2 separate regions of the Homo sapiens genome follow, and region 2 is linked to region 1. The links are chromatin loops, found by intact Hi-C in ENCODE. Cell type or tissue: psoas muscle. All regions are shown on one strand. Links, peaks and the distances in the headings refer to the core of each region. The heading gives the core; the rest is flanking DNA.

Region 1 (15,935 bases), core at 2,835-10,834:
AGAAATCATCCATCCGCTCTGTCATCCCCCATCCAAAAGGCCTGTCTATGTCCCCTAGACAGACAACCGTGGCGATAATTAGGCCAACAGCCAGGGATATTGTAAGAAAATGTCATAAAACTTGTCACATAACAATGAAACGTGAGGCCGGGTGCACTTACTAATGCTATTTTTATTTTATTTTATTTTTATTTATTTATTTTTTTTTTTTGAGATGGAGTCTCGCTCTGTCGCCCAGGCTGGAGTGCAGTGGCACGATCTCGGCTCACTGCAAGCTCCACCTCCCAGGTTCCCGCCATTCTCCTGCCTCAGCCTCCCAAGTAGCTGGGACTACAGGTGCCCACCACCACGCCCCGCTAGTTTTTTGTATTTTTAGTAGAGACGGGGCTTCACCGTGTTAGCCAGGATGGTCTCGATCTCCTGACCTCGTGATCCACCCACCTCAGCCTCCCAGAGTGCTGGGATTACAGGCGTGAGTCACCGAGCCCCGCCACTAATGCTATTTTAATGACGGGAAGGCAGATTCTGAGCTGGGGATTTGGTGAGGACAGGGCAGAGTCCAAATGGAGAAAAAAAACACAACCCAAAAACTAGCCGGACCTGGGCCACATGAAGCCAGACTGTGGTCCCAACCACGCAGGCCTGTGTGTCCCAAGACAGTTTAAATACACATGGCTAGCCAGGCGAGGTGGCTCACACCTGTAATCCCAGCACTTTGGGAGGCCGGGTGGGGGGGGCGGGGCGGATCACCTGAGGTCAGGAGTTCGAGACCAGCCTGGCCAACATGGCAAAACACCGTCTCTACTAAAAAAAATACAAAAATCAGCCAGGCGTGGTGGTGCGCACCTGTGATCCCAGCTACTCAGGAGGCTGAGGCAGGAGAATCATTTGAACTCAGGAGGCAGAGGTTGCAGTGAGCCGAGATTGCACCACTGCACTCCAGCCTGGACAACAGACAGAATAAGACTCCGTCAAAAAAAAAAACAAAAAAACAAAAAACACACACACACAAAAATTAGGCGGGCATGGTGGCATGCACCGGTAGTCCCAGGTACTCGTGAGGCTGAGGTGGGAGGATCTCTTGCGCCGGGGAGGTCGAGGCTGCAGTGACTCCCTATTATGATTGCACTATTGCACTCCAGCCTGGGTGACAGAGCGAGACCCAGACTCTAAAGAAAAAAAAAAAAAATCAAGATAGAAAAGTAAACCCAAAGAACATTATCCACTTGGGTGGAGGGGGTGGCCTTGGCCCCCTGAGTGGGAGATGCTACCGGGCTCACCCATCCCTGTCCCTCCCTATAGCCAGCCCCTGAGTCCCAGGCCTGGCACATGGATGGTCACCAGAGGAGAGGGGACAGGGAGCGGCGGAGTGGCAGGAGCCCCGTCTGGCCCTCCTGGTACCTCCTTGTCCCTGCCACCCTGCCCTGGCCCCTCTTTGAGTGTTCAACACCATGAGCCAGAGATGGGACACACCGGACAGGTGAAGGCCCGGGAATGGGAGGAAGCTGAGCCCCACGGCAGAGGCTACCAGGTGTGCAGCTCGAAAACCTGCCCGTCGGCTCCCAGGTGCCATTCGCACAGGCGGAGGCACGGCTGATACTCCCCTTGGGGCCGGCCTTCCCAGGGCTTCCGGGAAGAGGGGTGGGCTGGGAGCTAGGTCCTCCTACGCAGCGCTACTGTGGGCAGACCCCGGCCATCAGCCACCCCCAAGGGCCCAGTCCAGCACCGCCAGCTGCAATGTCAGGGGATCAGCCGCCAGCACAGAGAAACTATCCTTCTGCTGGAGACAAGGTCCCCACCCAGCTGTCCTAACTGGGGTCTACAGCGGCCCCACAGCCATGACCCTAATGGGTGAGGAAACTTGGAATCAAGCTTCTCCTCTCATCTCTCCCTTCCCACACCCCCAAATACCAGGAGCTCCTAATAAGCAGCACCCCAGGCCCGACAGAATGGCTCACGCCTGTAATCCCAGCACTCTGGGAGGCCGAGGTGGGAGGATCACTGGAGCCCAGGAGTTTGAGACCAATCTGGGCAACACAGTGAGTCCCCATCTCTACAAAAACATAAAAAATTAGCCAGGCATGGTGTCATGCCCCTGTGGTCCCAGCTACTTAGGAGGCTGAGGCAGGAGGATGGCTTGAGCCCAGGAGGTGGAGACTGCAGTGAGCTGTGATTACACCACCATACTCCAGCCTAGGCCACAGAGCATCTCCCTTTCCCTGCAGGAAGGTGGGAACCCACCAGTCCCAGAAGCAGAAGAGAGGAACCCAGAGAGGGGCACAGCCATGCCGGCCCAGACGCCTGCAGGACCGAGTGTACGGAGGGACAGCCGGGCAGCCCGGCACGGGGAGAAGCGTGTTGACGAGGGCGCCTGGACACGGGCCTCCAGGGCTACCTGGACCTCCAACATCAACGTAGCTCCTGTATCAAAGCAGAAGCTGAGCCCACCATGCACCCCTCAGTCAGGACTGCAAGGGGCCCTGCCTGTGGACCTCACGGGGAAACTGAGGCCCAGAAGGGCAGTGACAGGTCTCAGGCAGGACTGGGGCAACGGAGGGCCACTCCAGAGTCCCACAGCTGTGCTGAGAAATCGAGTCATGAGATCAAGCTTCCTTCTCCCAGGGGAGACAGCCGTCCCAGCTTACAGAATCCCAGAGGCTCAGCCACCTGAGGGGGCCACCCTCACGCCCCCTGGGTCCTCCTGGAGTCTGGGACAAGCTTTGAGCACAGGGCTCTCCCCGTGCCCCCAGAAGAGGCAGGCACTTAGAGTGCAGCCTGGGCTGCCCCAAGCCCTCTGTCCCCCCGACTGTCCCGGCTGTCACTGTGAATGGTCTCAGGGGCTTCCCATCCCAAGCGCCACCTGCCACAGAAGCCAGTCTGCTGGCCAGCCCCATATCAGAGCACCTGCCACCCTCAGGGCCTCAAGGGCCACAGCCCCAGGTTGCTCCCTGCAAATGTGGTTGGCCTCTGAAGAGAGATAGTGAGCCCTCTGTCCCCCACCCCTGCGCTTGGCCGGGCCCCTCCTCTACCCTCCTCACTCTGTGGCCCTCCATCCGCTCTAATCCTGGTCCTATCTGTCACCCCACAGGCCCAAGTGGGGACCTGGCCGGCCTCTCGAGGATGCCCCACCCTCTCTGCACATGTCACACTTGTCCCCTTCCCCACCTCTGGGCCACACACACACCATTCCCACCACCTGGACCTCCACCATCAGAGCTCAGCTTCAAGTGCCACTTCCTCCAGGAAGCCCTCCCTGACCACCTCTGCTCCATCACGTTCTCTTGACTATACACAGCTATTCTGCTTATTGATCATTCACTGTCTGTGTCCTCGAGGCTGCAGTGAGCCATGACTGCACCACTGAACTCCAACCTGGGCAACGGAGTGAGACCCTGTTTCCAAAAAAAAAGAAAAAGAAAGGAAAGAAGGAAAGACTGAAAGAAAGAAAAGTAAACTCAGGTCGGGTGCAGTGACTCACGCCTGTAATCCCAGCACTTTGGGAGGCCAAGGTGGGCAGACCACCCAAGGTCAGGAGTTCAAGACCAGCCTGGCTAACATGGTGAAACCTCGGCTCTACTAAAAATACAAAAATTAGCTGGGCACGGTGGCAGGTGCCTGTAATCCCAGCAACTCAGGAAGCTGAGGCAGGAGAATCACTTGAACCCGGGAGGCGGAGGTTGCAGTGAGCCAAGATCACAGCACTGCACTCCAGCCTGGGCGACAGAGTGAGACTCCATCTCATAAATAAATTAATTAATTAAATAATAAAAATAAAAAATAAAATAAAGTGGATAAATAAACAAAGGCTGTCCCTGTGCCCAGCAGGGCCCCAGGCCACTTTGCAAACATGAACTCATTCAATCACCATCAACCCAGGAGGCAGATCCCAGCCCTCATCCCTATCTTCCAGATGAGGAAACTGAGGCACAGGGAGATAAAGAAACATGCCCAAGTCACAAGACTAACATGGAGGCGTCATGGCTGTGATCAGCGTCCAAGTCGGCCCTGCTGACCACCAACATACACGGCCCCACACAGGGAGTGCCACAGGGCCCTCTCCAGCCACGTCACTGCCGCCCCCTCTCTGCAGGCCGCCCAGAGGCCCAGCCCCAGCCCAGGGCCCATGGTGGGGTGAGGGTGTCCTGCAGCAAAAGCCCCCGAGTCTGCAGCGCTAACGACTCCACTCACAGGTCACACGCCCCACATCGCAGCCATTAGGAACCCAAGGCTCACGCAGAGGCCCCGTTCCCATGGCAACCCCTTCCTGGCCTCTCTCTGAGCAGTTCCAGATAGGGTTGCTCTCCAGGGGTCCGGGGAAGCGGATCGGGGGGGAGTGACTGGATAGAGGCCCCAGCAGGCTTGTCACCAACACCATGGCGTACACCCGGCTCTGCACCCCCAGCCGCCCCCTGTGAAGCTGGAGGTGGGGACATCCCCACAGCCCCTCCCTCCCAGACCTGGCCCCACCCTAGAGGTGATGGGCCAGTGAAGAGGTAGGAAAGACAAAACTCAGCTCAGGGCTCCCCGCTCAGCCTTGCCTCATCCCTGCAGGCCTGTCTCCCCATCTGAATGGGGAGAGTAACAGCCCCTCCTCTGCACAGGTCCACGCCCTCACAGGAGACCTCATGGAGCTGTCTGTTCATACGGGCTGCTGGCTCAACGGCAACGATTGCTTTCTATTTTTGGGGTGGGGGCAGGATCTTACTCTGCCACCCAGGTTGGGGCTCAGTGGTGCGATCTCACTGCAGCCTCGACCTGCTGGGGTCAGGTGATCCTTCCCTGCTTCAGCCTCCCAGTAGCTGGGACTATAGATGCCACACCACTATGCTCGGATGATTTATTTTTATTTTTATTTTTGTAGAGTCGGGGTTTCACTATGTTGCCTAGGCTAGTCTCCCAACTCCTGAGCTCAAGCGATCTGCCCACCTTGGCCTCCCAAAGAGCTGGGATTACAGGCATGAGCCGCCGCATCTGGCAAGGATGCCCCTTATCGTTCTTAGCTTCTTGGGCATGGGGGCTCTGACTGCGTGGGGCTCACAAATGTAGGTAATGCCTGTCCTTCATCCATCTCAAGGTCCAAGGCCCCCTGAGGCCAGACCTAGATCCTATGTGAGAACAGGAAGACCCAGGGCTCCCCTGCACAGGCAGGTGCATTCTAAGACCCTAATGCCTGAATATGAGCAGATGAGAGAGAGGCGTTTATAACGCACCCACTATGTGCCCGTCAGCCCACCCAGCATCAAGCAGATGAGCCGCCCCCAGAGGCCAGAGGGCTCGAGGCTCTTGTTCAAGGTTACGTAGCTACAAAGGGCAGAGCTTGGACTTAAACCCATTGACAAAGGCAGAGGGCTCGCTCCAAAAAGCAAGAGACTGGGGCGAGAACCCAGGAGACCAGTGTGACAACCCGACTGTCCTCAGCTGGGGGAACTGCCCAGACACAGGCGTCCCAGGGCGTCTCTCTCCTCCCTCCTTTCAAAGTGGCTCAGCACTCAGGCTGGACTGCCCAGAGAGAAATGACCACTTCTTATGGGATTTTTTTTTTTAAGGAGAGAAAGAATCCAGCCCCCTACTTTTTTGTTCTTTTAGAGACCGGGTCTCACTCTGTTGCCCAGACTGGAGCGCAGTGGTGCAATCATAGTTCAATGCAGCCTTGACCTCCTGGGCTCAAACTATCCTCCCACTTTAGCCTCCTAAGTAGCTGGGACTACAGGCACACCAGCATACCCGGGTGATTTTTTTTTTTTTTTTTTTTTTTTTGAGATAGAGTTTCGCTCTGTTGCCCAGGCTGGAGTGCAATGGCACGATCTCAGCTCACTGCAACCTCCTCCTCCTAGGTTCAAGCCATTCTCCTGCCTCAGCCTCTCAAGTAGCTGGGATTACAGGTATGTGCCACCACACTTGGCTAATATTGTATTTTTAGTTAGTAGAGACGGGGTTTTACCACATTAACCAGTCTGATCTCAAACTCCTGACCTCGGGTGATCCACCCGCCTCGGTCTCCCAAAGTGCTGGGATTACAGGCGTGAGCCACCACGCCCAACCTATTTTTATTTTTTGTAGAGACAAGGTCTTGCTAGGTCGCCCAGGCTGGCCTCAACCTCCTAAGCTCAAGTGATCCTCCTACGTTGGCCTTCCGAAGTGCTGGGATTACAGGCCTGAGCCACCATACCCAGCCCCCAACCAGTCACCTACTTTTCAAACATCAGCACCAACAGAGAAGAGCAGCTTCAGATAAATCCCCAAACATCTCATCCCAAACCTCTGGCACACCCTCCCTCCCTCCCTCACATTCGCATGTCCCCCTCCCCCACACAAACACACGCACAGCCTCTTGGGCACAGACAGGTACTCTGGGATCTCAGATGGACTCCAGTGACCGTGAGCCCCCAACAAAGGTGCCACCCCATGTGACGGGAGGATCCTTCCAGAGAAAGGCTCAAAGAGATCTCCTGCCTCCCAGGGGGGCCCACAGCCCCAAACCTCTGAGCAGGAGACCTTTTTCCATCACCAAGCTGGCCACCTCCAATCCAAGCGCTGTTGGCCCCTCCCTCCTTCTGTCCCAGAATAAGGCAGGTTCTCATGCAAAGCCCCAGGGTCAGAGTGTAGCGGGGCTTCCCTGGCTCCAGGAGCTCCACACAGAGCAGTGTGTTCATTCAGTCAGTCAACAAACACTCACTGAGCATCGCTCACCATGAGCCAGCCCTGCTGGATGAAGAGAATTCCAAGACAAGCCTGACAGAGCCCCACCTCCCAACTCAAAATCCAAAGACTTCAGGGCCGTCCCCGGAAGGCAGGAGCATCTGGAGCTCGGCCAGAGACAGGCCCGGTCCAAGGTGGCTCCACCGGGAGGTGAAGGCACAGAGGATGGGGAGACATGGCTGTGCAGGAAGTGGGAAGGGCACTGCAGGCGGGAGGTCCAGCACCAGATACCCAGGACCGGCTGGGGCAGGCATCAGGGTGGTGGGAAAGTGACACAGCTGGCTGGGCGCGGTGGCTCACGCCTGTAATCCCAGGACTTCAGGAGGCCAAGGTGGGCAGATCACTTGAGGTCAGGAGATCGAGACCATCCTGGCTAACAAGGTGAAACCCCGTCTCTACTAAAAATACAAAAAATTAGCCGGGCGCGGTGGCGGGCGCCTGTAGTCCCAGCTACTGGGGAGGCTGAGGCAGGAGAATGGCGTGAACCCGGGAAGCGGAGCTTGCAGTGAGCCGAGATTGCGCCACTGCAGTCCGCAGTCCGGCCTGGGCGACAGAGCGAGACTCCGTCTCAAAAAAAAAAAAAAAAAAAAAAAGAAAAAAAAATACAAAATTAGCCGGGCATGGTGGCGGGTGCCTGTGACCCCAGCTCCTCAGGAGGCTGAGGCCGGAGAATCACTTGAACCCAGGAGGCGGAGGTTGCAGTGAGCCAAGATCATACCACTGCACTCCAGCGTGGTGACAGAGCGAGACTCCATCCAAAAAAAAAAAGCCAAGCATGGTGGCTCACACCTATAATCCCAGAGCTTTGGGAGGCTGAGGCAGGTGGATCAACTGCGGCCAGGAGTTTGAGACCAGCCTGGCCAACACAGTGAAACCTTGTCTCTACTAAAGAAAAACAAATACAAAAAAATAGCTGGGCATGGTGGCGTGCACCTATAATCCCAGCTACTCAGAAGACTGAGGCATGAGAATCACTTGAACCCAGGAGGCGGAGGTTGCAGTGAGCCAAGATCATGCCATTGCACTCCAGCCTGGGCAACAGAGCAAAAGTCTGTCTCAAAAAAAAAAAAAAAAAAAAAAAAACAGATGCGGTGGCTCATGCCTGTAATCCCAGCACTTTGGGAGGCCGAGGCGGGTGGATCACTTGAGGTCAGGAGTTTGAGACGAGCCTGGCCAATATGGTGAAACCCTGTCTCTACTAAAAGATACAAAAGTTAGCCAGGCGTGATGGCACGCACCTGTAGTCCCAGCTACTCGGGAGGCTGAGGCAGGAGAATCGCTTGAACCCAGGAGGCAGAGGTTGCAGTGAGCAGAGACTGTGCCACTGCACTCCAGCCTGGGTGACAGAGCGAGACTCCATCTCAAAAAACAACAAAAAAAAAGTGACACAGGTAGGAGATTCAGTACTTTCGGAGGCCAAGGCAGGCGGATCATCTGAGGTCAGAAGTTTGAGACCAGCCTGGCCAACATGGCAAAACCCCATCTCTACTAAAAATACAAAAATTAGCCAGGCATGGTGATGCATACCTGTAATGCCAGCTACTGGGGAGACTGAGGCACAATCGCTTGAACCCAGGAGGCAGAGGTCGCAGTGAGCCAAGATGGCACCACTGTACTCCAGTCTGGGCAACAATGCAAGACTCTGTCTCCAAAAAAAAAAAAAGAAAAAGAAAAAATTAGTCGGGCGTGGTGGCGCATACCTGCGGTCCCAGCTACTTGGGAGGCTAAGGTTGGAGGATCGCTTGAGCCCAGGAGGTCAAGGCTACGGTAAGCTATGATCACACCACTGCACTCCACCCTGGGTAACAGAGCAAGACTCTATCTCTAAAACAAAATAATAATTTATAAACTAAAAATAAATAAAACAGGCTGGGGGCAGTGACTCACGCCTGTAATGCCCAGCACTTTGGAAGGCTGAGATGGGCGGATCACCTGAGGTCAGGAGTTCGAGACCAGCCTGACCAACTTGGAGAAACCCTGTCTCTACTAAAAACACAAAATTAGCCAAGCATGGTGGCACATGTCTGTAATCCCAGCTACTCTGGAGGCTGAGCCAGGAGAATCACTTGAACTTGGGAGGCGGAGGTTGCGGTGAGCTGAGATCGTGCCATTGGACTCCAGCCTGGGCAACAAGAGTGAAACTCCGTTTCAAAAATAAATAAATAAATAAAACAATTCTAAAGAATCCAAAATATAACAGATACTCATAAACCACTTACAGGCACGTAAACTCTCTACCTACCTAAAAAGTCACTCAAGTACTGAGTATCAAGACCGTGAGGATGTTGGAACCCCAGTTTCTGTCTGTTCCTCACTCATTCACTCATCCATCAAACACCTACTACGTGCCAGAGCCCAGGCTGGCTAGGTACCGGGGACACTGGAATCGGTAAGGCACAGTTAGGTCCCTCGATGACTTCAAATTGAAGGTTTGATATTTGTCTATTCCCAAGACCATCTGTTCTCAGGAAATGACTGAAAGTATCACGAAGGTGCGATGCACACAAAGACTGAAAGCAACGTTCCGAACACAAAACATCGGAGAAGGAACAAACGAAAATGCCCATCAAGGGAGTGGAAAACTGAACCATGGTACATGCTCGCAACAGAACATTCAAGACCATTTTAAAAAATGATACTTATAAAGACTTAGCAATAGCAAAGGGAAAGGGCCCACACTGTAATGTACGGGAAACGGCAGAGAGACCCAAGATCCTACCCGCACCTGGGCTCTGCCCAGGACCTACCTTTGACGTTACTCAGCGACAGAGAGCGCTCCTGGTCTACCAGCCCAGGCCCCAGCCGGCCACTGCCGCCACTGTCCTTCTGCCGGGCCACAGCCACTGCAATGCCCACAGGCGGGTGTCGCACTTCTGCCTCACCCTGGGCACCAGAGCCCTCGCGCCCGAAAGCTTTGGCGCTCTCGGGCCTCTCGGGGTCCCGCTTCAGCTGCCGGCCGCCGCCCGCTGCAGGGCCTCCGGAGTGTGGGAGACGGGCCTGGGCTCGGGAGGCACCCGCAGAGGTGGGCGCAGGCTCGGGTTTCATGGTGCCCAAACCTCCAAAGGGGCTCTTCTTGCCACAGCCACCAGGGCGCACGGCCACGGCGTCCCGGGCAAAGCTGCCACTGTACTTTATAAGGCTCTGCATGGCCGAGGCCTCTCCAGACCCGTGGGCCGCAGAGTGCATGTCAGCGACCGGCCGGCCGCAGGTGGCCGCCGAGCGGGGCAGCACAGCCCCAGGGTCCAGGTAGGCCTTCTTGGAGGAGGAGGCAGCGACCACGGCGGCCTCCTCTTCGGCGCGGCTGTGGTGGTGCTGCGCGGCCAGCACGGCCATCTGCGTGGCGGCGAAGTTGCCCAGCTCGAAGGGTTTCCATTTATGCTCAGGGCCGGTGGGCGGGGGGCGCCCGGGCTCCAGGCCGAAGAGCTTGGCGGCCTGTTGGGCTGCAGGACCGGCTGGGCCGCGGGGCGCACGCTCGCAGGGCCTCGGGTCCGCCTCGGGCTTGAGCAGCTCCTTGGCAGGCACGTAGGCGCGGGGGTCCGGGGAGGCGCGTGTGGCCCGCACCGTGGGGGCATCCGCGGGGGGCGGCCGCTTGAGCGAGCGGATGACCGAGTTCTTCTCGCGCAGGCCCTCGGGCCGGTCCAGAGGCCGCGGGGAGCCGGGGGGCGCCTGCAGGACCCCTGGCCTGCCAGCCTCGCGCTCGCGGGCCCGGGCATCGCGCGCCTGGGATGCGATCTGGATGGGCCCCGGGCGCTCGTCGAAGGCCTCCACGGAAGGCACGAAGGTGGGCGCCACCACGCGGTGCTCACGGCCCTGCTCGCGGAAGACGGTGTAGACGCCGGCGGGGGTGGCCGCGGGGGGTGCAGGAGGCCCCTTGGGGGGCGCGGGCGGCGGGGGCAGCGGTGAGGGGCAGGGGCGCGGCCCAGGGAGCAGGGTCTCCGTGCGCCGCAGCAGCCGCGCGCCCTCGTCCTGCCGGGCAGCCTCCTTGGCACCCCCGCGCCCCGCTTCGGCCACCAGCGCGGGCAGCCCCACGTCCCCGGCGCCGCCGTTGCACATGGTCAGTACCGACGGCTGCAGCGCCGCATTCTTGGTCTTGGACTCAGCCAGGAAGGGCGACAGGCGCTCAGCCAGGCGCGGGGGCCCCCGGTCCTGGCGGCCCTCGGCGCGCGCCTCCTGGGTCAGGTCCACCACGCCCCGTGGCCCCGAGGCCTCCTCGCCCCGGGCGCGCGGGTCCTTCTTGCCGAAAAGCGGAGGCGGCTCCCCGCCGCGGCCCGCCCGCTCCTTGGCTGGACCGTCCCGCGACGACGAGCCTTTGGCCGGGGCGCCCGAGGAGTGGCCGCCGCCAGGGGTCCGGGCCGAGGGCGCGTGAGAGTGCAGGGAGCCCGGAGCCCCCGCGGTGGGCAGGTAGAAACCGTCTGCGGAGAAGGGAACAGCAGGCAGTGAGCGAGCGCCACCTCCCCTCCCACCCCTGCCTGGGCGGAGGCGGACCCCTGAGAGGGGGATGGACCAACCCATGCCTCCCCCAGTGTTTTGGTTTTGGTTTTTTTTTTCAGAAAGAGTCTCGCTCTCCTCACCCAGGCTGGAGTACAGTGGCGCAACCTTGGCTCACTGCAACCTCCACCTCCTGGGTTCAAGCGATTCTCCTGCCTCAGCCTCTCCGGTAGCTGGGATTACAGGCGCACCCCACCACGCACGGCTAATTATTGTATTTTTAATACAGGTGGGGTTTCACCATGTTCGTCAGGCTGGTCTTGAACTCTTGACCTCAGGTGATCCACCCGTCTCGGCCACCCAAAGTGCTGGGATTACAGGCTTGAGCCGCACTCGACCCAGTGTTTTTTCTTGGAAATTAAACGGTTTCGGTGCAGGGAGCCCCGAGGTTTCACACCAAGGCAAGGCACCCCCCAGGGCAAGAAGAAATGGGCGTCCCAGCCCTAGAGAGCGCAGGCTCTGGAAATACCTACAACCAAGTTTAAATCTACCCTTCCCAAGCCTCAGTTTCCTCATCTGTAAAAGGAGAGACCAGGGTTTGTTTTCAAAGTTGCCCGGAAGGCCTAGCAGGGCCCCTAAGAGGACAGTGTGACCAGAAGGCACCCAGGGCTGTGGGTGGGCCCAAGGAGCCTGTGGGGGGTCTTAGGGACTCAGGTCTCAAAAAAGCATCTTAGGCCACAATGGCTCACATCTGTAATCCCAGCACTTTGGAAAGCCGAGGTAGGAGGATTGCTTGAGGCCAGGAGTTTGAAACCATCCTGGGCAACACAGCAAGACTCCACCTCTACAGAAAAGTTAAAAAGTCAGCTGGCTGTGGTGGGGTGTGTCTGCAGTCCCAGCTACTTGGGGGGCTGAGTCAGGTGCATCATTTGGGAGTTTGAGGCTGCAGTGACCTATGATCGCACCACTGCACTCCAGCCTGGGCAACATAGTGAGACCCTGTCTCAAAAAAAAAAAAAAAAAAAAAGCCAGCATCCTGGACAGAGCTGGGGGCTACCTGGATGCTGCCAAAGGCCCCAGAAGCCTCTCAGAAGGCCCCTGTGCCACCCCCAACCCCGGACTCCAGTCTTACCTCCTCCTGGCCCCTGACCTTTCTGGGTATCGAAAATGCTGGGCTGACCCAGCTGGCTGAGGAGGGGGCTCCCACTGCTGGGGGGCTCCAGGTGGTTCAGGTGGAGGTAGGATGGGTACAGCCCACTGGGCAGGTGGGAGAAGCCTGTAACAGAAAAGAGAAAAGCTGGGCTGGGCCAATTCGTGCTGCTCACCAGGAGCTTCCTTCCAGCTCCTGGAAATAAACTATTTTGGCAGCCGACCGCTGGTACAGGGCGCCTTGAGGTTTAACAGCAGCTCCTCAGGGCAATGCATTCTCCTGCTCCCCAACCCTGGGTCTCTCTCCAGGCCCAGGCAGCCCTCACGGGGGACTGGGGTCTCCAGTCCCCCCCAGAAAGAGGATCAGAATGGATCCAACTAGCGGGGCCCGATAACAGCCTACCAAACATGACCAAGAGCTTTGCCACTGTCATCCTCATTTAAACCTCAAAAACAACCTATAAGGAAGAGACTTAATGTCCTCACTTTAAAGACGAGAAAACTCAGAGCAGGCCACTTGCCCAAGACGATACAGCAGAGCTGCCTGGCTTTGGATCGAGACCATCGAACCCTGCAGCCAGGACTCTTAACCTCAGCCTAACACAGGCCCTTTCTCTGCTGTGTGACCCCAAGCTGGTCACCTGCCTTCTCTGAACCTCAGCGGACCCAGCATCTTCAGCTGCTGGGTCTCCCAGGCAGGAGCTGCCAGGAAGGAATTCCTCCCACCAAGGATCCTCCCCGCCTCCCCAAAGGCCACCCCCTCACCAGCAATGCCCAGCACCAGCATCAGGACGTGCTGACTTCAACTATTCAGATTTTTTTTTTTTTGAGACAGAGTCTTACTCTGTGGCCCAGGCTGGAGTGCAGTGGCAGGATCTCGGTTCACTGCAACCTCCACCTCCTTAGTTCAAGAGATCCTCCTGCCACAGCCTCCTGAGGAGCTGGGATTACAGGCGCCTGCTACCACACCCGGCTAATTTTGTATTTTTAGTAGAGATGGGGTTTCACCATGCTGATCAGGCTGGTCTCGAACTCCCGGCTTCAAGTGATCCACCCACCTCAGCCTCCCAAAGTGCTGGGATTACAGGTGTGAGCCACCACATCCGGCTCAGAATTTTTTAAAAATAAAAATAAACAGAATTGGGACCTTGCAGGACAAAGAAAGAAGGGGTAGCCATGGAGAGAGGAGAAGTCACCTAAGAGAGCACACAGAGGCCAGGCATGGTGGCTCACACCTTTAATCCCAGCACTCTGGGAGGCCGATGGGGGAGGATTGCTTGAGCCCAGGAGTTTGAGACCAGCCTGGGAAACATAGTGTGACCCCATCTCTATTTAAAAAAAAAAAAAAAAAATTTAAATAGTTTTTTTTTTTTAAAGGGCACACAGAATGACAGCCCTAAGAGGCAGGCAGGTGCTAGGGTGCTGGGTAAGGGTCCTGATTCTCTGCCTAAGCCCAGAGTCCTATGGGATCCCAGGCCAATTAGAGATCTCTCAGGGACTCAGGTACCCCATACCCAGCTGCCCCTGCTAAGGCCAGGGATGCAGGACCTGTCCCTGGTCCACTGGGCCGATGTCTTCTCTCCAGCACCGCCTTGTCAATAATCATGCCATTGACAACACCCACAAACAAAAGGGCTACCCGATACCTGTTCTCTCATCCAATCATTCAAACAGCACTCCCAGCCGGAGCAGTGGCTCATGCCTGTAATCCCAGCATTTTGGGAGGCCGAGTTGGGTGGATCACGAGGTCAGGAGTTCGAGACCAGCCTGATCAACATGGGGAAACCCCATCTCTACTAAAAATACAAAAAATTAGACGGGTGTGGTAGCAGGCGCCTGTAGTCCCAGCTCCTCAGGAGGCTGTGGCAGGAGGATCTCTTGAACTCAGGAGGCAGAGGTTGCAGTGAACCGAGATCAGCCTGACCAACATGGTAAAGCCCTGTCTGTACTAAAAATACAAAAATTAGCCAGGCGTGGTGGCGCACGCCTGTAATCCCAGCTACTCAGGAGGCTGAGGCAGGAGAATTGCTTGAACCCGGGAGGTAGAGGTTGCAGTGAGCCAAGATTGTGCCACTATATACTCTAGCCTGGGCGACAGAGCAAGACTCCATTTCAAAAAATAAATAAATAAGTAAAATACAACCAACAATAAAAAAACAGCTCTCCCACACAGGCATCAGGTCTCTGCTCTCCCGTCTGTAAAATGGACCTAATGGGCTTAATAGGCCGGGCACAGTGGCTCATGCCTGTAATCCCAGCACTTTGGGAGGTCAAGGTGGGACGATCGCTTGAGCCTAGCAGTTCAAGACCAGCCTGGGACACATGGTGAAACCCCAACTCCACCAAAAACGAATACAGTAGTTAACCGGGCGTGATGGTGTGCACCTGTAGTCGCAGCTACTCAGGAGGCTGAGGTGGGAGAATGGCTTGAGCCTGGGAGGCGGAGGTTGCAGTGAGCTGAGATTGCACCACTGCACTCCAGTCTGGGCGACAGAGCAAGACCCTGTCTCAAAAAAAAGGGCCTAACAGTCCCTCCCCCGGGCAGGGCTGGCTCTGAGGCTGAAGTGAGCTGAGTGTGCACTGGGCTGTGGTAAGCACCCTGTGTGTTTGTGGTCATCACTAGGATTTGTTGGCCAAAGAGAAAAGTCTCAGGGACAGAGAGGTAGTGAGCTGGTGGCAGACAGTCCCGAGAGGCAGGCTCTCCTCATCCAGACCCTCTGGCATCTGCCTTGGCTGGTTAAAGTGGGAGGCTCAGGTGCGACCCCAGCCTAGAAGGCCCACTCTGTGCAGGCTGGGCACCCTCGTGCCTGGATTCAGATGCCTTCCCCAGAGTGTCCAGGAAGAGCAGACTCGCTGACCTCATCTGTACAATGGGCAAAGTACTGTAAGGACTGGATGGGGTCCTGTGACTAGAGACGCCTCTGGCTGAACCTGTCTCCTCCTGGGCTGAACACAGCAGCCGCAGGATTCGGGATGACGGTCAGACCTGGCCCCGCAGGAGGAAGTGGAGGGAGAGTGGCTGGGGAGGGCCGGAAGAGCCCTAAGCCTGCAGCAGGAGCTCCAGGGCTGCAACCTTCCAGGAACCACGAGCACCTACAGGACACCTGGGAGGAGGAAGGAGGAAGGAGGGAGGAGGGAGAAGGAAGTACCTAGCGCCCAACATCCAGAACCTGTCAAAGCCAGAGAAGACAGAGGAGCTTGGAGGTCTGCAGGCCCATTCCTTTGCAGGCAGAAAATCAAAGTGAGGCTCTAGAGAAATCCAGAATCTGCTCACGACCCCGGGGAAGCCAGGCCTGCAGAGCCCCTACATTGAGGGGCATGGCTGCAGAAATGCAGAAGAAAAGGCCCCAACAGCCCCAGGTCCCCCCGCTCTGGGAAATTTTTTTTGTGGAGATGGGGTCTTGCTATGTTGCCCAGGCTGGTCTCGAACTCCTGCCCTCAGGTGATCTTCCCACCTCCACCTCCCAAACTGTTGGGATTACAGCTGTGAGCCACCATGCCCGGCCTGCTCCTGTAATTATTAATGAGCCTACTGTGTACCAGGGATACAGTGCTGAGTAGATCACACTAGGCCCTGAACTCAGGGCTCACTCCGGTGGGAAAGCGGGTAGTTCATGAATGATGAGATAATCTGTCGTCACAAGCAAGTGATGGAAGTG
Region 2 (15,935 bases), core at 2,548-10,547, 290 kb after region 1:
TTGTGTCTTAACAAGAGACACGGGGCAGGGGCAGGGTGTATCCATCTCTCCATCGACTCAGGGTGGTGGGGGCCTATGTGCACGGTGTGGGCATTCCCACCACTCTCTGGACCTCCGGAGACCAATGTGTCCTCTACAACACCAAATGCCCCACCTGCGGGCAGTACCGCACTGGTCACCAGCACCACCCCAAGCGGGGGAAGTCAGTGGTTATTGAGATTCTTCTATGAAGCCACAAGGTGTACAGCATGGCCTCTCCCCGCCCACCTATCTACCCTGCCTGCTTACGGTAATTAGCGTGGCCCTGTCAGTGGAGCTGCTGTTCAAGAACAGGCTCGACAGAATGGAGTGGGCTGGAGATAGCTCTGTGGGAGAAAGCATCTACAAGAACAGGCAGGCAGGTGGGGGACTGGCCTGGTTTGCGAGAAGAGAAGAAGGGGCCAGACTAACAAGAGTGACAAAGGCTCTAGAAGCCACTGCAGGTTCCAACTGGGGGTGATGTGAAGAACAGCAAAGCTGACCTGTCACGTGGGGCAGTATGCAGGGAAGAGAGCAAGTTGCAGGATCAAGTGCAGGAGGCCAAGACCACAGCCCAGAATGAGGGTCTGCAAGGAATTTCTCCATTTGGCTAGATCTGGAGAATAAAACACCCCATATCATCACAGCAAATAAAAATATTAAGCCTGAGCAACACAGCATGACCTTGTCTCTACAAAAAAATTAAAAAATTAGCTGGGTGCAGTGGTGCGCACCTGTAATTCCAGCATTTTGGGAGGCTGAGGCAGGAGGATCACCTGAACCCAGGAGTTTGAGACCAGCCTAGGAAAGATAGAGAGACCTCCATCTCTCTCTTTCTCTCATTTTTTTTTTTTTTTTTTTGAGACAGAGTCTTGCTCTATCGCCCAGGCTGGTGTGCACTGGCATGATCTCTGCTCACTGCAACATCTGCCTCTTGGGCTCAAGTAATTCTCCTGCCTCAGCCTCTGAGTGGCTGAGATTACAGGTGTGCACCACCATGCCTGGATAATTTTCAATTTTTTTTTTTTTTACGACGGAGTCTTGCCTTGTCGCCCAGGCTGGAGTGCAATGGCGTTATCTCGGCTCACTGCAACCTCCGCCTCCTGGGTTCAAACGATTCTCCTGCCTCAGCCTCCTGAATAGCTGGGATTATAGGCACCCACCACCACGCCCAGCTAATTTTTGTATTTTTAGTAGAGACGGGGTTTCACCATGTTGGTCAGGCTGGTCTCACACTCCTGACCTCATGATCCACCCACCTCTGCCTCCCAAAGTGTTGGGATTACAAGCGTAAGCCACTGTGCCTAATTTTCAAATTTTTAGTACAGATGGGATTTCACCACATTGGCCATGCTAGTCTCAAACTCCTGACCTCATGATCCGCCTGCCTCAGCCTCCCAAAGTGCTAGGATTACAGGAGTGAGCCACTGCACCCAGCCCTACATCTCTTAAAAAAAAAAAAAGGCCAGGTGTGGTGGCACACACCTGTAGTCCCAGCTAATCGGGAGGCCAAGGTGGGAGGATCACTTAAGCCCAGGAGGTCGAGGCTGCAGTGACCTATGATCGCACCACTGCACTCCAGCCTGGGCAACAGAGACTCTGTTTCAAAACTAAACAAAACAAAACAAATGAAAAAAGTCAGCTGGGAATTCCTGGGGAGACTAGTCCAAAAAGAGGTGACACTCACTCATTTATAGTTGTGCAAAGCGGGGGGTCTTTAAAGCAAATGTGGCTCTAGGAGGCCGAGGTTGGCAGATCACCTGAGATCAGGAGTTCAAGACCAGCCTGACCAACATGGCAAAACCCCATCTCTACTAAAAAATACAAAAATTAGCTGGGCATAGTGGCACGCACCTGTAATCCCAGCTACTCGGGAGGCTGAGGCAAGAGAATTGCTTGAACCAGGGAGGTGGAGGTTGCAGTGAGCTGAGATCGCGCCACTGCACTCCAGCCTGGGCGACAGAGAGAGACTCTGTCTCAAAAAACAAACAAACAAACAATATATATATATAAAGCAAATGTCGGTACAGAATGGCAACTGCTGAAAAGCCAGCTTCATATGTAACTAAAGCAGAGCTCCCACAATTTAAAAGGTGAATTTTTTATTTTAAATAATGGCAGGGAACAATGTAGTGATTCTGGAACGCTCAAATAAGGTACCAACTACTAACAGTCTGTTGTATGCTAGTTACTATGCTGGGCACTTCACAGACATCACCTCATTCAATTCTTATCCCTCTGCACACACGCTAGGTTCTGCACAGACAAGAATTAGAAGCCCCAGAGGGGACAGGCTTTCCTGGGCCATATCCCAGGGGACAGGGGAGGTGTGACTTTGGCATGGTGTAGTGGCTCATGCCTGTAAATCCCAGCACTTTGGAACACTGAGGCAGGAAGATCACTTGAGGCCAGGAGTTTGAGACAAGCCTGGACAACAAAGCAAGACACCCTCTACGAAAAATAAATTTAAAAAAATTAGCTGAGTGTAGTGGTGCCCACTTACAGTCCCAGCTACTCAGGAGGCTGAGGCAGGGGGATTGCTTGAGCCCAGGAGGTCGGGCTGCAGTGAGCTAGGATCACATCACTGCGCTCCAGCCTGGGTGACAGAGCAAGACCCTCTCAAAACAAACAAACAAACAAACAAACGAACAAAGGAGCAAGGTCATGAAGCCTATAGCGCTAACTCTATTCAAATTCTTTTTTTTTTTTGAGGTGGAGTTTCGCTCTTGTTGCCCAGGCTGTAACGCAATGGTGCGATCTCAGCTCACTGAAACCTCCGCCTCCTGGGTTCAAGAGATTCTCCTGCCTCAGCCTCCTGAGTAGCTGGGATTACAGGCATGCACCACCATGCCTGGCTAATTTTGTATTTTTAGTAGAGACGGGGTTTCTCTATGTTGGTCAGGCTGGTCTTGAACTCCTGACCTCAGATGATCCGCCCACCTCAGCCTTCCAAAGTGCTGGGATTACAGGCGTGAGCTACTGCGCCTGGCCCTCTTCTTTTTTCTTTTTTTTTTTGAGACAGAGTCTTGCTCTGTTGCCCAGGCTAGAGTGCAACGCGATCTCGGCTCACTGTAACCTTCGTCTCCCAGGTTCAAGTGATTCTCGTCTCAGCCTTCCAAGTAGCTGGGACTACAGGCATATGCCACCAGGCCCGGCTAATTTTTTTGTATTTTTAGGAGAGATAGGGTTTTGCCATGTTGGTCAGGCTGATCTTGAACTCCTGGTCTCAAGTGATCGGCCCGCCTTGGCCTCCCAAAGTGGGAGGCATTGACCACCGCGGCCAGCCTCAAGTTCTTTCCATGCCAAAGAAATTTCTTTCTCTCCAGCTATATACCTTATAATTTTATGCAAACTTTTAACACAAAACAAAGCTGCCCTTAAAAGTGCTGACGGCAGTTGCAAAAAGTATGATTCTGAACCAAGTCAAGCCCCATCTGTGAGAACTGTCGCTGGGGAACCCCACCGAGCTGCACCTGCATTGAGTACTCAGGCCAAGCCAGTGGCCTCTGCTTCCTCACAGTCTCCCGTCCGTCCTGTCTGCCTGGCTGTGTGACCAACACAGCTCTCATGGGGCTCCTGGCACACAAAAGATACCTGGACATTAGAGGGGCACCACAGGGGAATACACACACAATTGGGAGGAGCAGCTTCCGGCTGAAAAGTCTGGGCCCCCTATGCCCCTATTCTTAAGGAATAATGGCATTTCCGGCCTAACAACTGGGAGAGAAAGAAAACTCCTAAACATACAGTGCAACCTGAGCCACGACACAGAAAAGCCACTGGACTCAGGTTCCAAGCACTTCCTCTCTGGTCATTGTCCCAGGCTAGATTCAAGGCTGGCCCTGGGTCTATGACCAGGTGTGCATCCAGCTGGGGCACTTCAAAATGGGACCAGTGAACACTGGACATAACCTCATCCAAGGCCCATTATTTCCCATAGGGAAGGGTTATTGTTCCTTAAAAGCCAAACCAAACCAAAACCCACCAACCACATGAAACGAACCTCGTAAGAGAACTAACTAGTGGCCTGACCTAAGAGAAATACCACTACAGACCACATACATCTCCCTTGTTTTTAGGGCACTCTGACGTATGGTTTACATAGTGTGGAAAACAGAAGTGATTTCATTTTCTAATGGCATTAATTCTAATTTGTCCAGGTGTTAATTTTAGAGCAAACACATGTGATTTAGAGACTGCTCAGCACGTGCTTCTGCAACATCAGCCAAGGAGTCGCTATCTGCTGTTGTCTTTTGCTTCTGGATGTTACATGCTCTACTGTATGGGTGGTCTGGGCAATGCCATCTGCGTTCACTAAAGGTGGGCACTAGGTAAATTATCTCCATTGTAAGACTGGACTACTAATCACAGAACCATATTCTTTTGGTTTTCTTGCCATTTTCTCAGGCTTTCCTCTATAAAAGGAAAACAAAAAGGAAAACTAGAAGAAAAAATGAAATAAAAGATCCAAGCCATATCGAAAGGCCACTTATATGGCTTCTGGTAAATTATAATAATGGCAAACCCTTACAAAGGGACCATCCTAAGCACTTTGGGCTTAACCATTTGTCTGTCTTTTATATTTGTGTTAGCATCCTCAGATTGGAAAGAACTGACTAAGAACAGGTCTGGAATTACCATTCAATCGCTATGAGAGTAGGTGAATCCCCTTCCAGTCCTGGCCTGACCTCATTCTCCACTTCCTGTGCAGAGTCCTGGGAGTGTTGCTCAGGAAATCCTAGGAATCAGAGTCTGCCCAAGGGGAAGGGTTGTCTATGCAGAGACCATTAGAGTAACTAAATCAGAATCCAGTAGAATCAGGGGAAGGAGGATACTGGAATGTAAGGGAGCTAGAAAAACAGCTCTTTGCTCTCTTCCAGGTTCCTGGTTTACATACACAGCCCCAGCCCTGTTATTACACACCCACACTCTTAACTGGAGCAGTAAGACCACAGTGATCTTTCCAGGGGGTAACCAGATTTTGCGACTGTTCTTGGTATTCTACCTTCTCCTACACACCTGTCTTCGTCTTGGTGGTACTGAGGTTTCCTCCCAGTTCAGAGATGTGCACTCCAATGCCTGACGCCCCACTGTGGAGCCAAAGGGCCCCGGCTACATAAATTTGCCAATACTCAGGCATGTGCCCAAATCTAGGTTTACTTCTGAGGCTCTGGGGCCCTCTGCTGACCGCCTGCTGTAACTTTTAGCTCCTCACCAGACCAATAAGAAAACCAGTCTGAAAAATCTTCCCATTTTACTGCCATCTACAAGACTTTCAATTATGTTCTCTGAGCTTCTGCAATGTCAATATATTACCTGCGTTTCATAAACAGGATCAGAAGAATGTTAAGGCTGACAGGCCCTGGGCAGGGAACTAACCATCGCCAAGGACTGACCTACGTTACCACCTCCCCAAGCGCAGAGAAAAATGAGATTCAGAGATTCATGCCACCTGGCGTCCCCACATGACCTGGTGGTCAGGAAAATGGCTCTGGGCCCGCCTGAGTAGTCCACCATGGCTACTTACTAAAGTGACCTCAGGTGAGTGACCTCACCTCTCCCAGCTTCAGCTTCCCTATCTATAAAAGGAGTGCTTATAAGGAGGCCGGCACTCGTAGTGACAAATATCAACTGCTGCTCTGCCATGGCTCCAGTCACAACTGTGCCTCCTGGGCCTGCTACCCTCCAAGCACGCTTCCAGGAAACCCTGCACTGTGAGAGCTACAGCAGTGGGACAAGCTGCAGAGGCTGCTCCTCACACAGAAGGTGACGGAGCAGATTTCTCGACTCCACTTCATCAGGGAAGACATGAGAGCTGGACTGGATAAATTAAGAGGCAAAGGTCTGCAGACAAGCTGAGGAGGCCGAGCTCCTAGAGAGGAAGTGGGGAGCATGGCTGGTTTATCAGTTGCTCTCCAATAACCCTGATCACACAGGGACTAGAAATGGCCTCAATAGAGCAAAGAGGAAATTTATGGGAGCCACAAGTGTAGAATATTTTAAAAGTTATTGAGTAAAGTTGTAAAATTTAAGAGTACAGAGATTAGATACAGTGGAATGAATAACAGCAGCAGCTACCATTTATTGAGTGCTTATGGATGAAACATCTTAGTTATCAAGTCATTTAATCCTCCTAACAGACTTTTCAGGAGGATCCTGTCACCCTCGGGTAGGGGTGGTGGTGGTGCGGTGGCGGGGGGGCGGTGCACACAGCTAACAAGTGGTGGGACAGGCATCTGAACATGGCCATGCTGCTCCAGCCAGCCCCTGCTAAAGGCACTGGACTAAGGGCCTGTTTGTCACCATCTAGTGACATATTTTGGGCAAATCCTTCAGCCCTAGAATGGTGCAGAACAGGGCAAGCTGTGGTCCGGCCAGCCTCACAAGGGGCTGGGTTGTGAGGATGCAGGCGCTGAGCGCACTGGTGCACACACACCGTAACAAGTGTAACGAGGCTGTTGGTGAGTCTGGGGGAATGCGGTGAAGCCTCTCAGCAGTAGGAGTGCTGACCAGAGTCCCTTGAGGGTCCTCCCTGCCTCACATTTCTGGAAGCCTAAGTGATCACCAGATGTGCAATTATTTGATAAGGCTTAGCTCCAGGCGCTATGACAACAGACACAAAATCAAAACCACTGAAATCGAGAGAATAGCCCTGTCATGGAATCTCCCATGGAATGTGCTACTGCAAGGAACAATTAAACAAAAAAAGAAAGGCAGGCACCACTGAGAGAAGAGCGTATCTGTGTGAGTGCCTGCATTTCTAACAACTGGCCCTGTGGGAATGAGCATCTTTAGACCCTCAGCAGGAGAGACTATCATGCTCCTCCAGGTCCCTCACCCGCCTTTCTGCTAAGCGGCCAGAGTCCCTGGGCAGGTGAGCCAGGCGGCTCCACAGTCGGCTTTAAGAAACACAATAGGGACCCTGTATGCACAGCGAGTCCCTTAGGGTCCTGGGAGTCTCTTGCTGGGATCATTACATCCTCAGTCCTCTGCTACCAGAATAATCATGTGACAAGCTAAATCTGATCATTTCACTACCCTGTTTAATGACCATGGATAGACTTCCTGCTGCAATCAGGAAGAAGTCCACGTTCTTCACACAAGGGACATCTCCCCCACGAGCTGGCCCTGAAGCTTCCAGCCTCCTCAGAGCTCGCCCTGGAAACACACGCTCCCCTCTACTTTAACACTCTGTGTCCTCTTCCGGAAGTCTCTTCATGCTCTAATGCAGCCTTCAAGGTCCAACAGGGAAGTGGTTCCTTTGTCCCCCGCCCTGCCCCCAGCTAGCTCTGTCATCATAGAATGCGATCCACTCCCCCAAGCCCAAGTCTCCTACCCGAGTCCTCCACGTGGTGGGCTTGTCAGCTCACTGGTTACTCAACACTTCTTTTTTTGTTGTTGTTGAGACGGAGTCTTGCCCTGTCGCCAGCCTGGAGAGCAGTGGTGCGATCTCGGCTCACTGCAATCTCTACCTCCCGGGTTCAAGCGATTCCCCTGCTTCAGCCTCCTGAGTAGCTGGGACTACAGGCGCGCACCACCATGCTCAGCTAATTTTTTTTGTATTTTACTAGAGACGGGGTTTCACCATGTTGGCCAGGATGGTCTCGATCTCCTGACCTTGTGATCTGCCCGACTCGGCCTCCCAAAGTGCTGGGATTACAGGTGTGAGCCACCGCGCCCAGCACTCAACACTTCTACTTGGATATCTAAAAGGCACCCCAGACAAAAGATGTCTGAAGCACCACTTCTGGCCCCTGGGCTCCCCTGTATCCCTGAAGGACACAGCCACCCACTGGCTGCTCATGCAACAAAACCCAATTCCTCCTTTCTCTTTACCCCCACTCATTCCAGCTTGTCCTTTCTGTTCCGCCTCCAAAATGCACCTCACATCTAACCCACTCCTATCTGGGTCCAAAACCCAGCCTAGATCCCCTCTGGCTGGGCCATGGCGGAGAGCCTGGACTTCAGGCCATCCCACCCCTCACTCCCTCTCATGCTGCTGCCTCCAGCCATACCCCGCAGATACCCCAGACCCTTCCCACACTGGGGTCTCAGCTCCTGTGTTCTTACCTCAACAGCTTGTCCCTGGCTCTTTGAACGCCTAGCCTCTTGCTTATAATTTGGACAAGTCCTGAATCGTTTGTGGTTCTTCAGAGACACTGAAGAGCCACCTGGGCCTTTAGCAGCACCCTAAATGTTTCTCATACTATGCCTAATGTAGGAACCTCCCTACCTCAGGAAATCCAAGCAATTACCTAGGGCCAGAATCTGAATTATCATCTGGTTTCATCTCCCATCATTTACCTGTTTTAGGAAAAAATACAAACTTTATTCTGAAAGAGAAAAGTCATCCTTGGCCCCAAACACGTCACATTTTATAGCTACACAGAAACAACTGTGGATTACCAAGTCCCCAGCAGCTTCTAAGCTTCTGGGAGGAAATCTGTAGCCCTGACCCAGTGTGCCTCCCTCTCTAGTTTATTCCAAGGGGTGTTCTCAAGCCTCTAGGGCTAGGCAGGACCTGTAGCACCAAGGACAGTGTCTTCCTCCTCCTTGATTAACCCTACCCACTGACCACACTGACAACCTTTCAATGTTGTTCTTGCTTAGGAAGTGTCAAGGACGAGTCCCATTCCTCAACTGGGGATAGTTTTCTGTCTGGTATGTTGGCCCAAGCCTCACTGGTTGCAACTTACCAGACCACACTGCGAAACCACACTGCTCAGCTTCAACACTCCGGCTTACTGACTGGCCATGGCATCTCATCAACAGCCATCCCTCAATCCTGACTACATAAACGGGAAACACCCAGAAAAGGAGGATAGGAGGTGAAAAGGCCAAATTCAAAAGCAAGTTCAACATGAAGACGGGATCTGTGTAGCCCCTAAGGGTGGTAACCCCCAGTGGTTTTCTAAAGAATGCTACAAAGATGACCATCTCCCTGTGCCACAGCAACCTTAGACAATGGGTCACAGCCCACTGGCACTCTGGCTCTGTGTGTGCCACTTCTGTGGCCGGCTGCTGCCTCTTCTCAGGGTGGGGATGATGGAGAAATGCTTGCAGACCTGTCCACTCAGCAGACACAGGCACCTGAGGCCATGCGGGCCCACGCTGCTAGGAAAAACCGTTGGCTTTCTTTCCCCTTTTCTAAATTGCAAAGTTGGCAGATTCTGTACCTACGTGCCAGCCCACACTGACTTTTTCTCAAATCTAGACTCCAAAAATCCCTATCTTGTTCTGAAATCCTTTGGAATCACCTCAGAGGCTACTTGACCAGGTTACCCTCACACCCGTCCCTCTAAAAGGGCAGCCATGGAGCACATGTTACTACTTAGCTTGGAGCAGCCAATCTCTGGCCTAAAGGAGAGATGACAGTTTTACTTTCATTTTTTTTCTTTTTTTTTTTTTTTGAGACAGTCTCACTCTGTTGCCCAGGCTGCAGTGCAGTGGCGCGGTCTTGTCTTACTGCAACCCCTGCTTCCTGGGTTCAAGCGATTCTCCTGCCTCAGCCACCCGAGTAGCTGGGACTACAGGTGCCCACCACCATGCCGGGCTATTTTTGTATTTTTAGTAGAGACAGGGTTTCAACATTTTGGCCAGGCTGATCTTGAACTCCTGACCTCAAATGATCCACCCACCTCAGCCTCCCAAAGGGCTGGGATATCGGCGTGAGCCTCTGCGCTCGGCTGACATTTTTACTTTTAAATAAGTAGCATGTAATAGAGTTAGAATAATCATGTGCAACACTTTTGGAAAGAAATTTGAAACTGTGCTCCAAGAGTCTTAAGCAAATGGATTCTCTTGGAATCAAGAGTCCTACTCTAGGGATCTATTCTAAGGAATAATTCTAAAAAAGAAAAAGCTTTACATATAAAGCTTTGCATTGCGTTAATGTAGCATCAAAACCAGAAAAAAATTCTACATTTCCAACTCAGGAGCAAGCATAGGTAAACCAACATAAATCTGTGTGATGGAATGACAACCTCCCATGACGGGGTCACAAACTCCTTAAGAATGCAGAAAGTGCTATGTCATGCTAAGTTAAAAAACAAAAAACAAAACCGCAGGGCACAACACTGTATGTATGCAATGATTATAATTATATGGTAAAAACAAACAAACAAACAAAAAACAGACACCAGACCACAAGCTAGAAATGCAGCATCACATGGTAGAAGGAATGAAGACAGGGCCAGTGGAATCTATGTAGCCCTTAGCAGCTCCTGGCCTCTTTGTTTATTCATTAAAAAAAAAGGGGAAACAAAAGACCTTGCTGGATTTTGTTTTATTTTTAAAGAGACAGGGTCTCTTGTCACCCAGGCTGGAGTGCAGTGGTACAATCCACAAGTTGGAGGCTCACTGCAGCTTCCAACTCTATTTTCCTGCAACAGTGCCCAGAGGTGTCTATATCTAAGTGGTGCTGCCAGACTGCTCACCACATCCTGAGGTGGGTCCCGTATCACCCCCATCCTCCATGTGGAGAGACCAAGGCCACAGGCACATAGCATCATGACTTAACCACCTCATCAGAACTCTCTGAACAGGTAAGATGTTCTCCAAGTTTTGTGATGGGAGAGAGGTGCCAGTTGCAATCCTGGCTCTACCCCTTTGAGTGCACACTTAACCTGGAGCCTCAGTGTCCTCATCAAGGAGAATGAGGACAATGTCAGCACCTTCCTCTCAGGGTTACTGTGAGGATTAGGAATTACAACTGTTTTTAAAGTGCTCAGCACAGCAGTAGATAATCAATGAGCCATACAATTATCATCAGTGTCTATGGATAAAACCTGTTAAAAGTGCAAGATAAGCCCAGCAGAATTTACAGCCTAGTTGCTATGGCCATCATTACAGAAAAAAGATAAACACCACATGAATTCTCCAGCCTGCACAGAGAATAGGGACGGGCATCACTTGTGTCTGGTGAGAAGGCTGGCTACTGCTAAGTTAAGGGCAAGATCCAGTAGGGGTCTTGTGGCGGGATGTGTGAAGACCAAGGCAGCAGCAAGTTGATTTGGTCTGGCAGTATCAGGTACTGGTCTGTGATGGTGGGACCAGTGTTTCCACAAGCTGGGCCTTCTTTTTTTTTTTTTTTTTTTTTTTTTTGAGATGGAGTCTCGCTCTGTCACCCAGGCTGGAGTGCAGTGGCGTGATCTTGGCTCACTGCAAGCTCCACCTTCCAGGTTCACGCCATTCTCCCACCTCAGCCTCCGGAGTAGTTAGGACTACAGGCACCCGCCACCACGCCCAGCTAATTTTTGTTTTTGTATTTTTAGTAGAGACGGGGTTTCACTGTGTTAGCCAGGATGGTCTCGATCTCCTGACCTCGTGACCCACCTGCCTTGGCCTCCCAAAGTCCTGGGATTACAGGTGCGAGCCACTGCGCCTGGCCCACAAGCTGGGCCTTCTAAGCCGAGCCTCTGCATTAAAACAAATGCTGATCTTTAGGCTCCTCTTGGAGTTTGTCAGCCCTGGCCTATTCCAGGAAGCACCAGCTGCTGGCTTCTCCTGGGCCTGGCCCCATGCAGTTCGATGTTCCCTGGGGTTGCTGGAAATCAAGTCTGGCTGATGTCAGGGGCAGTAAAGCCCATCCCATGTAGCCACGTAGCTTTCCCAGTTCCACTCAGGCTGTGGTGGCTGTCCCTTGCTAGTGAGAAAAAGGAACTTGACTGATACCTGAACAACACCCTAGCAGCAATTCCAGTGGGTGTTCAAGCAATGTCTTCTTCAAGGCACCTCACATATAGTTAGGAAAAACAAAACTTTACCTTTACAGAGTTCTTTCCTCTAGTAAACCAAATGACATGCCTCACATTTTTAAGGTGATGAAAAGAGAGGTCAGTAAAATTTTCCCCAAGAAGGAAAGGGTGCTTGGGAGTCCTGCATGGGGGGCTGGGGGTGGGGTGGGGTGTTAGTCTGTAGCTTTGTCACCCCACAGGCTTCAGGATGTGCAGGGGGTATCAGATTTGAGCAGTCTTTACACAGCATAGGTGGAGGGGTGAAGAGAGTGCCCAGGATTCTTGCTGATGGTGAGCCACGCTCTGGATGAAGGCAGCGTCTTGCCTGCCCTCAAGCCGCCATCTTGGGTCCTGGTGGCTCACTCTTTATTCTGCCTCTCTACCTCACTGGAGGCTCATGGCCTCCAGTGATTGGGCTGCCCATGTACAATGTCCACCACGGATGGGTGGGCATGGAGGTAGCTCCCCTGGCTGTGGTAGCTGGAGACAGTGAGCACGAACAAAACCATCTCCTCCTTTTTGCTCCAGAGCCTCTTGATCTCCTCCATCTTCAGAATTCCATGAATAAAACGTGATTAATGTCAGGAGGCCCCTTTCTGGGTCCATGCTCTGTTGGCCTGTGTTCTCTCCTCCTCCCCACAGAAGCCCTGGGATGGAAGCCAGGGTGTAAGGGAGGATTGTTGGGAGGGCAGGGCTATAGAAATTGTTCTGTTACTTTCCAAGACACTAAGGGATGCACACTAAACATTACAACTTTGAAAACAGCAAGCTACACGGTGAACTACATCAAGGCAAATTCTATTACTTTTTCCTCTTTCCTCAGCAAACTGAAAAGACAAAGCGGTGAGCTAAAAGTGAGAGGGGAGGGGGCATAGTGGAAAAGGAAGTAAAACACCAGAAGCCAACCTGACATCAGTCCTGGTCTCACCTCCTCTGCTCTCAAACTCCCAGCCACATGGCAAGTCACCAGCACTGCAGATGCCCATCTCAGTAGCTAAATCAAATTCATCTTGGGAAAAGAGCTTTAAATATTCAAAGCCCCATTAATCCTCATGCCTTGTAATTAAATATGTATGTTAAGAAGGCTGGACAAAAGCAAAACATTTTCAGTATGTGAATTCTTTATATTTGGAGCACTATAATGCATTTCTATGTACTGACCTTGTAGAAAACGATGTAAAAAATTCCGGCCGGGCGCGGTGGCTCACACCTGTAATCCCAGCAGTTTGGGAGGCTGAGGCGGACGGATCATCTGAGGTGAGGAGTTCGAGACTAGCATGGCCAACATGGTGAAACCCTGTCTCTACTAAAAATGCAAAAATTAGCCAGGCGTGGTGATGCACGTCTGTAATCCCAGCTATTCGGGAGGCTGAGGCAGGAGAATCGCTTGAATCCAGAAGGCAGAGGTTGCAGTGAGCCGAGATCATGCTGCTGCACTCCAGCCTGGGTTGACAGAGTATGACTCTGTTATTAAAAAAAAAAAAAAAAAAAAAAAATGGAGCGTGCTTCTCCAAACTCTCAAGAACACCACTGCTGCCACGTGGTTTCTGTGGGGGCTTCTGACACCTCTGTCAAAGAGCCCTTACCTGTTGCGGCCTCATTTGCTTCTCACAACCACCCTGAAGGGGGCTGGGACAGAAAACAGGATCCCCATTTCTCTGATGAGGAAAGTCAGAGTAAATGATGTGCGGACAGTCACACAGTGGTGGCTTAAGAGTCTGAATGTTATCTGTTCTCTGGTTAAGTGCTGCTTAACCATCAGTGCCTTTAGGAAAGCTGAGGCAGGGAAGCCAAATCTGTACAATGCACGCCAGTGTTCCTAAACTGATGTTCTAAATTGTGAGGCTCACTTAGAACTGCACTTGTCAACTATTTCTTTAAATACATGTGAGCTGGGTTTGGAAGATTTGTCAAACAAGCTTTCAAAGGTAGCGCTATTTGCGGCAATGACATATTACCTACAGAAGATCTTAAAACAGCGGTCCCCAACATTTTTGGTCCTAGGAACCAGTTTCGTGGAAGACTATTTTTCCACGGACAGGGCGTGGAGAGATGGCTTCAGGCATTAGACTCTCATAAGGAGTGTGCAACTCAGATCCCTTGCATGAGCAGTTCACAACAGGGTTCACGCTCCTGAGACTCTAATGCTGCTGCTGATCTGACAGGAGGCAGAGCTCAGGTCGTAATGCTCACTCACTGGCCCAGTGCTCACCTCCTGTGTGGCCTGGGGATGGGGACTGGGGATCCCTATCTTAAAAGATAAAAGCAGAGCCCTGATTATTCTAATTGGATTCATCACCACAGTCAAGTGAATGTTATAGAAACACCAGGTTCAAAATCAAAATCTAGAAATTAAAGGAAGACCAGGTACGGTGGCTCATGCCTGTAATCCCAGCACTCTGGGAGGTTGAGGTGGGCAGATCACCTGAGGTCAGGAGTTTGAGGCCAGCCTGGCCAACATGGTGAAACCCCATCTCTACTAAAAATACAAAAATAAACTGGGCATGGTGGCGGGCGCCTGTAATCTCAGCTACTTGGGAGGCTGAGGAGGGAGAATCACTTGAACCTGGGAGGCGGAGGTTGCAGTGAGCTGAGACTGCGTCACTGCTCCATCCTGGGCAACAAGAGTGAAACTCCACCTCAAAAAAAAAAAAAAAAAAAAGAAAAAGAAAAGAAAAGAAAGAAAAGAAATTAAGGGGACATGATGTGGGATTTTCAGAAACCAAAGAGTCCACTCACATCTACTTTTGGACAAAGATACTGTAGAAAGACTCTCATATTGGCACTTGTGGACCTAAATGACATCTTAAGTTTCTTCTAGTTCTAAAAGGCTGTGACAAGCCTCTCTGCCTGCCCCTTGTGAAATCCTGAGATTAACAGATCTCATTACAGAGGAGGAAACCAACACAGAGAAATTAAGTGCCCCCAAATGACCAGGAAATCAAGAATGACAGAAATGCCAGTGTCTTACTTTCCAAGCATCTAAGGAAGGAGAAGATAAGTGAATCCACTAGCATTTCCAAGGACCTAAGTTTAAAGGTGCTAAGAGTTTTGCAAACATCCCCTCCTTTAATCTTCAGACAACCCAGTGGGTGAGGCAGAGATCATGATCTCACCATTTTACAGATGAGGAAACCAAGTCACAAAGAGATACAAGGAAGATTATGTAGGTCGTGTCCAGAATCCCGGACTGTCATGCCACAGTTAACATCTTGCCATATTCTTTTTTCTGTTTTCCAGGAGGGAAAAACAGCCGTTTTGACAATTTTCACTTTGCTTGATGGAAGGAACTAGCGACCGCAAATGGAACCGAAGAGGTAATTAGAGCAGTAAATAAGCAGCAGCTATTCCTGCTCTATGTCCTGGATTCCCACAGTTGGCTGGTGGGGACACCAGGCTTTCACGCACAGAACTGTGTAAAACTGAAAGCATTTCAAAAATGATTAGTCTTCTTTCGATTACTTTTATATTGAGAGAAAAAGCAGAGTAGAAAGCTGTTAAAATGTAACTAGACAGTAAATTGAGCCAAGGTAAAACCTGTACATAAAAAAACAGACTCACATATCTGGAAATCATAAACAAGGGGCTGCTCTATTTCAGACAAACCGCATGTCAAAGGAAATTGCCCAGCTACACCTCTTTTCTATCCTAAAGCTTTTTAAAAAAATTTAAATGTTCGTATCTCTGTTGACACTAGTGAAAAGAAGAACACATACTGAATGTGCTAAGAAATACAGAAGTTATTATAAACAAAAAGCAAAAACTCCCCTCTTGTCAAGCCTTCCTGTAGCAGTTTGTGTTTCATGCTTAGGTTTTGAAGAAAAAAGTTAAAGGCGCATGTATTTACCAGCTTTATCCTTTACATTTATACAAAGTGAGCAGAAGGCTCACTCTGCGCACCTTACCTTGCTTTACACATCTGACAGTGTATCTTCTGGAGACTTCCTTATCCATACTTATTATCAGGCTTGTCTTATTTTTTTTTGGACTGGGATATCTGTAAAACTGTGGGTGACTTAGGATTGGGCAATTCTCAGTTTATTTAGCTTTCTTATTAGTGAAAGAGTTGCTCTTAATAATATGATACGAATTCCCAAATGATGATAACAGCTACTAACATTACTGTGCAAAGCACTGTGTTCTTCAATATAAAGTTTAAGTCTGAACTCAAATGTTGACTGA

What was found. Hi-C counts contacts between places; a loop is a spot of excess contacts. Peaks named below come from ENCODE experiments on the same cell type or tissue, not always from the same donor. Only the 100,000 strongest peaks of a DNase experiment are listed, where the experiment ranks them.
Region 2: a loop joins it to region 1, with 2.1 times the contacts of the local background. A loop is called at or near these places in 4 of 110 quality-filtered maps.

What each region holds. Positions count from the first base shown.
Region 1 is chr7:5,378,226-5,394,160 of GRCh38, forward strand. TNRC18 (trinucleotide repeat containing 18) reads right to left here. Exons shown (of 30, transcript NM_001080495.3): 4 at 12,260-12,403; 5 at 9,447-11,111. Among named protein-coding and RNA genes, the nearest start is that of TNRC18-AS1, 33 kb to the right of the region's middle. RefSeq lists enhancers at 3,600-4,164, 4,165-4,728. In psoas muscle, for the core only: no CTCF peak of the experiment used is centred there; no DNase peak of the experiment used is centred there.
Region 2 is chr7:5,673,000-5,688,934 of GRCh38, forward strand. All of the region lies in intron 13 of RNF216 (ring finger protein 216), which reads right to left. It overlaps RNF216-IT1 (RNF216 intronic transcript 1), which reads right to left and starts at 7,462. Exons shown (of 3, transcript NR_046834.1): 1 at 7,355-7,462. RefSeq lists enhancers at 7,264-7,363, 7,464-7,523, 9,477-9,526, 9,657-9,706 and a silencer at 12,629-12,708. In psoas muscle, for the core only: a CTCF peak has its summit at 5,210 (motif pointing left); DNase peaks (open chromatin) are centred at 5,162 and 7,322; H3K27ac peaks cover 436 bases.